2 separate regions of the Homo sapiens genome follow, and region 2 is linked to region 1. The links are chromatin loops, found by intact Hi-C in ENCODE. Cell type or tissue: ascending aorta. All regions are shown on one strand. Links, peaks and the distances in the headings refer to the core of each region. The heading gives the core; the rest is flanking DNA.

What was found. Peaks named below come from ENCODE experiments on the same cell type or tissue, not always from the same donor. Only the 100,000 strongest peaks of a DNase experiment are listed, where the experiment ranks them.
Region 2: it touches region 1 in a loop (5-fold over the local background); 5 of 110 quality-filtered maps call a loop at or near these places.

What each region holds. Positions count from the first base shown.
Region 1 is chr1:91,780,919-91,786,293 of GRCh38, forward strand. The region is part of intron 3 of TGFBR3 (transforming growth factor beta receptor 3); the gene reads right to left. Among named protein-coding and RNA genes, the nearest start is that of TGFBR3, 100 kb to the right of the region's middle. RefSeq lists a silencer at 4,987-5,190. In ascending aorta, for the core only: no CTCF peak of the experiment used is centred there; a DNase peak (open chromatin) is centred at 2,673; H3K27ac peaks cover 3,562 bases.
Region 2 is chr1:91,686,422-91,691,796 of GRCh38, forward strand. The region is part of intron 16 of TGFBR3 (transforming growth factor beta receptor 3); the gene reads right to left. Among named protein-coding and RNA genes, the nearest start is that of CDC7, 190 kb to the left of the region's middle. In ascending aorta, for the core only: no CTCF peak of the experiment used is centred there; a DNase peak (open chromatin) is centred at 3,320; H3K4me3 peaks cover 1,046 bases; H3K27ac peaks cover 3,076 bases.

The DNA of each region.
Region 1 (5,375 bases), core at 131-5,130:
ACACACACACACACAGAGATCTCATCTCCTGGCATTTGAGCCATCAGCTGGAGAGCTCTGGATGGCTATGTGAACTGATGAACTGATGTGTGAACAGTCACAAGGCACACAACAAGGAGGAATGCCTTGCTGCCATGCCGTAAGCTGTGGTCCTTGTCCTATACCCTTTTAAGTATAATGAAGCCACCCATGGCCTATGATAGTCTCATGGGTCTGAATGTTTATTTGGACCCAAGAAGACTCCTTGCCTGAGTTTGTTGCCACATGTAATAATATCGTTTCAGTTCATTATTTCCATTTCTTCCTCCACCACAGTTACTCAGCAGCAAAAAGGAGTAGAGCATTTGTTTCATCTGTTCATGCTCTTGTGTGGCCTCACTCAAACAGCAAAATGGCTAAAAAGGGCAAAGGGAAAGGAAAAGCTAGAGAACAAAAATTAGTAAATTCACAAAAACTGAGCTAACTGTTCCCTCAGGGAGAAGTGAGTACTGCCTACAAGGAACATGCTGCGCTGCCTGTGCTATGCCTTCCAGAGGCCTCTCCAGCAGAATGAAATGTAAAATCCCTAACCCACAGTTCTGCTGGAAATGTGCAAGTGGGCTCATTACTCAGAGCCAAGATAAAGGATAAATCTTTATGAGTACCGTAAGTATGAGTCATAAAAAATAGGAAACATATGTAGGACGTATACACAGTAATAGCACCAAGCCAGAGAAAGTGTTTAGGAAATGTATTTAAGAACACATGACAAAACAGGACGAAAAATTGCCCTTGTACATTGCTCTAAAACACATTTAAAAAAAAAACCTCACAGCAAGTCAAGGGCCCATATCACTTTGCTGATCTCTAATAAACATAGATCATTTCCATATTTGGAAATAGGCTGGCCTTTTTATTTTAAATGCAAATAGGAGAGCTGAATCAAGAAAAAGTAACTTGGAGTAGGCTTTGAAAGATTTTATGATTTGGGAAATTTGAAGAGCTTCCAAATAAAATACTGGGAATTAGATCTTAACAGCATTAAAAATGAACACAAAAGATTCTTTTAGAAAAATAATTGTTCACAATGGTAATATTACCATTTCATTTAGATTCTCACTATCTTAACAACCACTGGAAAAATGAGTGGAATCTTCAAACCTTATGAAAGCAGGAATCAAAAATAAACTGCAACACATGGGCTGACAACATACCGAGAGCAATGAAGGGCCTGCGTGAAAGCCCTCACGGGGATGCTGGGCTCAGCAGGAAGAACTCGCAGCAAGGAAGAAGCAGAGCCCCCTGGCCAAAAGCACCAAGTGACAATCTAGGGGATGAGGGCGTTCAGAATAGAAGGGAGGGTGATCGGCCCCCAGAAGTCTTTTGGGGCCAGATGACTGAGGCAAAATGTATCATCATTGGAAATTAAGCTCTTCAGTTGCCTTTGATTTTGGAAGATGCCCGAATTTAAGACAGCTTGGCAAGGCTAGGAGACACCTACATGCCCATGTGCCCAACACGGAATCATGTGTGTCCCAACGGACCTTTGGCTCCCTTGGACCAGGGCTTTCTCCTTTACCTTCAGAAACTGCTGCCTCCCAAGGAAAGCACTGCTTGCACATCGACTGACCTGAGGTTGAGAGGAGGAGCAGAGGAATGTGGAAAGGATTGTTTTTACCTTCATTAAGTGTTAAATTTACCTAAGACTCCCAGAGAGTCAATGCTCTTCAGGAACTATTCTGAGGCAGAAATTTCAATATAACTTCCACCTCATGAAAAAATCCAACTGTAGGTCATTAAAAGACCCCAGGGGCATGGCGAGGGCTGAGAGGTACGACAGCTCACTTTCGACCTTTTGTGCTCAGGCCTCTCAGCAGTTGCTATACCTCTCTGCCCCTCTCCCCCAAGGCACCTCGGTATGTGCTCACATCACTGGTAGTGAGGCCACACCTCACTCTGGGAGGGGGACTCACCTTTTAAGAAGACATCGATGCAGCTTCCACGTAAACGGGTCCACAGGCATGCAGTCCCTAACCTGTGGCAAGCCCAGTGCTAGGCACAGAGAACCGACAGCCACATCACCGACTTGCTGGAGCAAATTCAAAATGGATCAGATGTGTGTACACATGTATCAACAAATAGAAGTTAAGCCATAATGGGCACAAGGGGACACTTCAGCTCCGGGCAAGAGTTAGGCTATGGTAGTGACCTTGGATCCTAAAGCTGGGCTCTGTCCTTGCTTCACAGTGAGAATCAGTAACACCTCATCTCATTAGCTCTCTTATCTTCAAAAGTATCCAAGTCATACCTGTAATTTGCCCCTCATCCTCCAAGAGTTGTACAAATTTCAGGTTCAGCTGAAGGACTCTGTGGTTCAGGTGGAAAAAAAAAGCCATAAATACAAAGCATTATTGTAGGGTGCTTTGGACTAGAACCCTGTCTAATATCTGGGCCTTGATATTTCAGCCTTTCAGACAAGGCCAAGGAGCTCAGAGACAAGGACTCCTTCAATCAGCCAGCAGTGCCACTGAGGTGCCCCGGCGGGCTGGACAGGAAAGCATGGAGAACATGGCTGCAATGGAAGCCAAAGCAGCAGGTCTTCCAAACACAGACTCAGATGCCTGTGTCTTTAAGACCAGACCCTCATAAATGGATTGCTTCTGCTGGACACCACGCTCTAAATAAACAGACTCTTCTGGCCGACACACAACTTCCTGTAGGATTCTGGTGGGTAAAGCTTGAAAAGGCTGCCAAATCCAATGACCAGCAACTTTTGAGCTGACTTAGAAAACAAGCTACAAAGACTTGAGTCCAGAGTAAACAAAGGAAAAAGCCATATTAAACAGGGAACAAATTACTATATCGGCAGGGATATTTTAAGTACTCACTGAGCAAGAAAACAAAATCAAAAAAATCAAGTTATAAGGTATTTAATAATACACGGTAGAGTAAAATGCCCTCTTTCAGTTAGAGGAATCAAAGTTAATTAATTCCAGCAATATTAAGAATTGGCTGGAGTCACCCCCTACATCATGAGGACAGATCATTCTCAATGGCCCAACTTCAAACCTGGCTCAGATCAAATGAGCAACCCAAGGGAGCTGCATAGAGTTGAAAACCATTTATAGCTTTTTACCCAGCTGACGGAAAGGACTAACTAGTTTACTAGCAGATGACTAAAACCCCTCAGAGTAAAGAAGAATGTAACAAAGATTTAGAAATGGGCTAGGGAAAAGACTGAACAAAGATCTGCAGTTTAGAGTAAAAAATAAGATTAATTAAAAGAGATTTAATTAAAAAAGTAAATCAAAGCAGTCATACAAAATGGAGGACACCTGCTTAGCTCCAATGTTGAGGGGCCTAGGGACCAAACACTAAGTCCACTAATAGAATGCAAAGCAAATAAAGATGCACTATGCAAAAGGAAAGTCATTTAAGAAGACTTTCAGTTATACTCTAAATAACATCCTTGGTGCCATGCAATAACCCAATTTGCATAATGCAAAAAAAGACCCAAGACCTAGTTCCTGCCCGAAAGCAGTCCACTCACCAGCTGAGTGTGCAGAATTAACACACACGATTCAGCAGCAAGTAATACAATAAAACATATAATTCCATACTGTGGGAAGGCACAGGTTGTGGTAGGGGGAAGAAGATTCAGAGCGATGTTTAGAAAAGAAAGAAATGGAGGAGGGTAAAGCAATCAGGCAAGGGTTTGGTGAAGAGCTAAGACCTAAGCATGGGCTTCCAAAGTGGCAAGAATTGAGAGACTGAAGAAAGAAGTCCAGGTGGAATTAAGAATAAGGGCGTGGGGCAAGGGGTTTAGCTGGTAAGCCCAGGGGGAGGCTCAGGAATCTATACATCAAGGGATCCGATGCAGGGGCTTCACACAGCACACACACTTTGAGAAGCCGATCCACAGGATTAAGTCCAAATCCTTACGTGGCCTTTCCAGTCTCATCTTCCACTCAGCCCCAGCCTACCCCCTTCATTGTCTTCATCCTCTATTACAGGAATTGCCAAGCTCTTCCTGCAAAGGGCTGAATAGTAACTATTTAAAGCTTTGCAGGCCATGCAGGTCTCTGACACAATACTCAACTCTGCCACAGTAGTGAGAAGGCAGCCATAGACAACATATTATCAAATGGGTGTGGCTTTAAAACTAATAAAACTTTAAAAACAGGCATCGGACTGATGAATGCATTAACAAAACATGGTATAGCCACACAATGAAAACTACCCAGGAATAAAAAGGAATGAAACAACTGATACATGCTACAACATCGAGGAACCTCAAGTGCTTTACGCTAAGTGAAAGAAGCTAGACACAAAAGATACATATTGCATGATCCCATTCATATGAATGTGCAGAACAGATAAATCTAGAAAGTAGATTAGTGGCTACCTTGGGCTAGTGCCGGGTCGTGGGGGGCACACACAGGGAATGGGAGAGTGACTGTTAATAGATACAAGGTTTCTTCTTAGGGTGATGGAAATGTTGTAAAATTAGATTATGGGCCACTGGTTGCACATTTCTATAAATATACTAAAAACCACTGACTTGTACACTTTAAACAGGTAAACTTTATGGTACGTAAATTATATCTCATTAAAGCTATTTTAAAAACACAAACAGGCAGCAGGCAGAATTCAGTCCTGCCTAGCACCCTTGATCTGTCCACCAGCCACACCGTGTAGGTGAAGAACTTTCCTCCACACCTGGCGCCCACTCTGTGTATATTGAGTCCTCCCATCCCTTGGCTCAACAACACTAATTTGACTTTTAAGCCCTCCGTCAAATGTTCTTTCTTCTGGGAATCCTTCCCTCACTTCCAGAGAGAATGAACACACCCTTTGTTGGGCTTCTGTACTTTTTTTTTTTTTTTTTTAGACAGCGTCTCGCTCTGTCTCCCAGGTTGGAGTGCAGTGGCGCGATCGTGGTTCACTGCAGCCTCAACCTTCGGGCTCAAGTGATCCTCCTGCCTCAGCCTCCCAAATAGCTGGGACCACAGGTGCACACTACTATGCCTGGCTGTTTGTATTTTTGATAGAAACAGGGTTTTGCCATATTGCCCAGGCTGGTCTTGAACTCCTAAGCTCAAGCGATCTGCCCGCCTCAGCCTCCCAAAGTGCTGAGATTACAGGCGTGAGCCACCACAGCTGGCCTTCTGCAAATTTTTAAAATATATTAGTCATATTATTTGTCATGTTTCATTAAATTCATTCTCTCTCAACTCTAATAGGTGCTAAAGACATAAAAATGAGTAAGAATCTGGCAGAGCACCTACCTAGCACACAGTGGGTTCTTAATAGTGATTCATTGAACAGGCCTGTGAATGAATAAACAAATTCATTATGAGAGCATTATTTAGAGAAGTTTGGTTTTATGAAGAGGT
Region 2 (5,375 bases), core at 244-5,243, 94 kb before region 1:
TAATATTATATTGACTTTGATCCAATAATGGGCCAAGGTGAGTCTCTGTCTGAGAATCTGCTGGGAAATATTGAAAGTCCCCTCTTCAGACCATCCTTTCCAGTTCTGTGGCTATTTTCACATGTAAGATGCAAGGTTTCTCAATATAACCATGTTTTAAAAATAACTCTTACCTTTTGACAGATTAAGTTTTTTCACTGTCAAATGGAAGTGATGCTACAGAAAAATTCACCATGAGGAAGAAAGTTGAATGTACAGATGCTTCTACTTAATGGGCCAACAGAGACCCCTGGGTTTTCTGAGATGGGTCTTTGGCTGTCTGCTCTCCACTGCAGTGGTCTCTGATTTCGTGGAGCACCAACTTTCTCTAAAACATCCCTTGGGTGACAAGTATAACAAGGCTGCTCCTAAAGGAGATGGGCAGGGAGGACCTCGTGGCTAAGCAGACTAGGCCCAATTAACACATCTAAGAAATTCAAGGAGGGCGCCTTGCTTGTAAATAAATATCAGACTTGGCCAGCAGAGGAAATGTACTCAGTCTTCCTGCTTTCCTCCTAAAATATCAAACCACATTGAGGGAACAGAGATTTGAGAGGAGGGAGAGTGAGTAGGGGAGAGAGGAATTTGGTGCCTGACATACTCTGGAGGAGGAGAGTACACTGAGGATAAGGACACTAAGGATTAATTCCACCCATCTCACAGTTAGCCTATGGCTGGGCCTAGATACTGCCAGAGATGCCTCAAGAAATAGAAAAACAAAGCCAGGTGCAGTCACTTACAGTGCCAGCTTAGGAGGCTGAAGGGGGAGGATCTCCTGAGGCCAGGAGTTAGAGACTGCAGTGAGCTATGATCTCACCTGTGAAGAGCCTCTGCACTCCAACCTGGGCAACAGAGAGAGACCCTGTCTCTACCAGGGGGAAGAAGAAAAAAAGAAGCAAAAACAAACAAACAAAAAACATTTCTTAATGGAGAATGTTTTATTTCTTTAGCATGGCATGGAGTTGCCCAGATCTGACTTCCTGCTACCTCTTTGGCGTCTATATTACAACTGTATTCTTATTTCTAAGTCTTTCACCATGGCAGGTCCTGGGGAAGAAACTATTCAAGAAAGATGTGAATAGCATGGGAGGACTCTGTGGGGAAACAAGAGAAGAGTTAAAAAGAAAGGTGAGGGCAAGCTTGGTATTTAGGCCAAAGGAGACTATTGCAAATACTCTCCATGAGGATTATTACAAATAGGAGCAGACAGCTGTTCTTTATCTCCCTGGAGGGCAGAACATGAGGAAATGAGTTTAAATGGCAGGACTAGGGATTTAGATCAGATAGAAAAGAACTTGCTGATTATGAGGATTGGTTAGTTATAGAGGGAATTTATGGAATCTCCTTCTCAGGAGATATTTAAGCACAGGATTGAAAACCATATACCTGGGGACACTTTAGATTTAATATTCCTTGATGCTAGAAAGAAAATAAAGATATTTTCTTCTAGATCTACGTGTTGGATGCGATTTTCTATCAATTAATGTCTCAGTTTCTTGATCTCCTAACTGTAATTAATTCACAAGCTCACTCTTTAAGCAGAGTGAACGATACTACCTTTAATTTAGAGAAGTCTTCAATCACTTTTTATCATTTTCAAATTTCATTCCTCCCCAGCCTCCACACAAAAGACTCTTCTTTTGCAGCAAAATTCTCCAGGAGGGGTGAGTTAGATGTTGTTAGAAGTCACGGGGAAAAGACTATATCAAGAATTAAAGTTTTTCACAATGTCCTGCCTACTACTTTCTTTCTATATTCCTGCAGTGTGGCCAACCTGTTTGTATATGGACTTTGGTTTTCTGTGGTATCTTCCCTGCCTTTGTGGCCCCTGAATAGGATGCAAAATCTGATAATAACTAAGAAGAAGAAGAAAAGCAAGAGGGAAAGAGAAATCAGGTGGAGGAGGAAGGCTGTCCTCCACAGCTATCGCTACAACCCTGAGTCAGAAACTGGACTTGAAGCTCTGGTTTGTTCAATGGCTAGACTTGCTACCTTAGTAGGTATATTAGTTGTGTTTCCCTTTAGTCAACACAGAGATAATCACTACTTCACAGGGTTATTAGGGTGAGCGTACTTAAAACAAGAAATGCGTAATAAAAGCTTTTTCAACTTTAAGGCTGCTCTGATGTGTAAGCAGAAAAAAAATCTAAGCGTGTAAGGAACACTGTTTCACAGAGCATAATAAAATGCTGAAGTTTTGAATTAGGTGTGCCCGTCCCAACTCATCAGGCAGTTTTCAACAACCCTCCATGGAACACACCATGTGTTCTTAAAGCAAAAGTCAAGCGCATACCCAAAAGTCCACCCAAGTCAGGTAAGAGGTTTTCATTAGAAGTAGCTCGGGAGGTGCCAATGTGTTCAGAGGCCTGAGGTTTCTCCAGGTTCCCAAGTGTAGCCCGATGAAAAGAGAAACAGCAAGCAGACAGACTAAGGTGTGATAAGGTAGGAGGCAAGAGACCAAGTCCCAGGGATCAGACAGATGCAGCTGGAACAGACGGAAACCCCAATGTGACTGTAAAGAAGGCAGGCTCCACTCTCTTTTCACTCAAATGCCCATATCATTATTTTATAAAACCATTAAACACAGAGGTTAAGATGAATGCCTTCGGCTTTCCTGGTGTCTATTGGTGTGTCTTTTTCTCTCAAAAAACAAAGCACCTCCCGGAGCATCTGGCCATTCATACCCTTCCCCCTTCTTCTCACCCTCCCCTCAGTTTCCATAAAAGGTTAATAGAAAACTTAATTCTTCAGATTAGAAACACTTCTTCTTTCTCCAGTGAGACTTCCCTTGTCAGTTCTCCATTTTTCTGACACAGTTCATCAGGTCATTGCTTTCCTAAAGGTTGGCATGTGTGCCTGTAGCTGGGTTTCTGCCTGAGCCAATCTGCTTATAATCAGTCTGTTTGGTTATTCTCTTCCTCTGAATATATGGGAACTCCACGACAGCAAGGACTTTCTGTTGCTCATGGCTATTTTACCAGTGCCTAGAATAGCGTTGGCATTTAACAATAGCTTAAAAAATCCATTGAATAAGTTGAGTGAAAGAACGAATACATGAGTGAACAAACCAAAAAAATTTAGCTGACACTAAACAGAGGCAAAAAGAAAAACCGAAACACATGTTAATTAATGTTTATTATCTGATAAGCAGAAGGAGGATAAAAAGATTATGGCTACGTGACCTTTGAATTTGTAATAACAGAACAGGAAGAAAAGAGTGAACTCTGAATCAAGAAAGCAAGCCTTCAGTCCTGGCCGCTGTGCCTGGGTAACTTTGAGCTTGTCACATCAGTTCTCTGGGCTCAGTTTTCTCGCTACGTAAAAAGGAAATGCTGATGCAGACTAGTAATTTTCCAAGGACTCCCTTTAAGAAACTGATTAAAAAAAAAAAAAAAAAAAAAAAAGCAAGGGTACGACTTTGCATAGAGATAGTGCATTTAAAGGCATTGACTTGCATTCCTTTCCCAAATCTTACCAGAATGACAGTAAATGGACTTTTAAAGGCATAAACACATGAAAACAAAGATAACAAAAGTAAAGATAACAGCAATAAAATATATTGGAAGCTGGTGAGGAAATGGGTGAGTAGCAACTGACTTGGCAGACTCAAGAGAGCCGAAACCTAAGCCAACAGTGGGAAAAACTGAGAAACAAGCAATTTATGTCGCCGAACCCTTAAAAAACTCAGGGAATGGTGGCATCAGGCACCTCTGGAAACCTCCCTTGAACATATGGCTATAAGCAAGAGGGGTTGGCTGAACTATATGAGAAGCAGAATAGTTCTCTACATTTCCTCCCTCGCTCCACTGGGCTGAGATCTGCCCTTCCTAATCCAGGAAGAAGACGGGAATTTTACTCTCTTAAGAGGAGGAAACTGAAGGTTCCAGAAATGATCAACACCAGGCACATTTGAGGGCAAGAGTACCACATTCAAAAGGGGGGGATTCGGCAAACATATATTAATACGTATTTTGGCTCACCTGGGCTTCTTTTGCTCAGCCTAAAAGGAGATAAAGCCAGATGGCCTTGCCTCATCTAGCAACAGTGAAACTCTGAATCAAGAAAGTAGGGTTCCAGTCCTACTTTGTAACAAATTTGTCTCCTGCAGAATTTGCCATGCGCTTCACTATTTGCATTCGGGAAAAGCGCCAGGATTATACCCTGGCCGGGAAGTCTGGATATTTGCTTTCCGGTGTCTATTTGCCAAATATAATTTGTTGCCATGTCAGTTTATTTTTATCAGTGCCCATTATAATGGTCTTTCAACAGCCAGTCCTATACCTTTCAAGCAGGAGGCAAAAAAACATATTTTATGGAAGCCTGAAGAGCTAAAGAGGAAAGATCCAATGATGAGGTATCAGGGATTCATCAATAAAATGGCCCAGTCAGATCATCTTAAAGAAGTTCACAATCAATACATCCCACCCACAGCTTAGAATTTCCTCATTCTTTTTTTTTCCTCATTCTTAAATAATCCTATATTAATATTCTCAGATGATACTGCACCCATGAAACAAGAATAGAACTTTTTTTAAAAGAAAAGAAATTCACAGGAAAAAAGTTATTAGAATTAAAAAAGTTATTGGAATTAAAAAATTTGAAGCCAGTATTAAAAACTCAGTAAAAAACTGAAAGATAAAGATGAGACAATCTCCCAGAAAATAAAGAAAGCAGACACATGGAAAACAGGAAAGAAAGGAAAATTAAAGGACAAGAGGTTCAACTTTCAAATAAAATGATTTCTAAAATGAGAGAAAACAGAAAAAAGGGGGTGAGAAAAAAATAAATCATTCTTAAAAATCTCAGTACTGAAAGATATGAGTTTCTAAACTGAAAGGGCCCAATTAGTGACCAGCATAATGTATAAACATACACCTAACTCAAGAGATATCATTGTAAAATTTCTTCCAGAAAGAAAAAACAGGTTATATACAAAAGGGATCAGGAATCTGCACAGCTCTGAACTTCTCAACAGCAATCCTCAGAGCTAGAAGACAATGAGGAGGGCTTTCAAAAGTCCGAAGGAAAAAGTGTCTATAATCTAACATTCTGTACCTTGCCAAACTGTCTACCAGGTGTTTCTGTTAAATGAGGATATTTTCAGACATGCAAGGTGTGAAAAACATTTGCGTCCTCTGTACGCTTTAAACCAGGAAGAAGAAAGGCAGGAGATACATGACACAGGACATCCACAACTCAAAAGAGAAGTGAAGGGAATGCACAGAATGGTAGCGAAGAAGATCATAGGAAGACAGCAGTGTCCAGAAATGGAGGGAACCGGTTCAGACAGGAGCAGGTCAGAGGCTCCAGGAAAGAGCTGAAGAAAAGGAATCAGT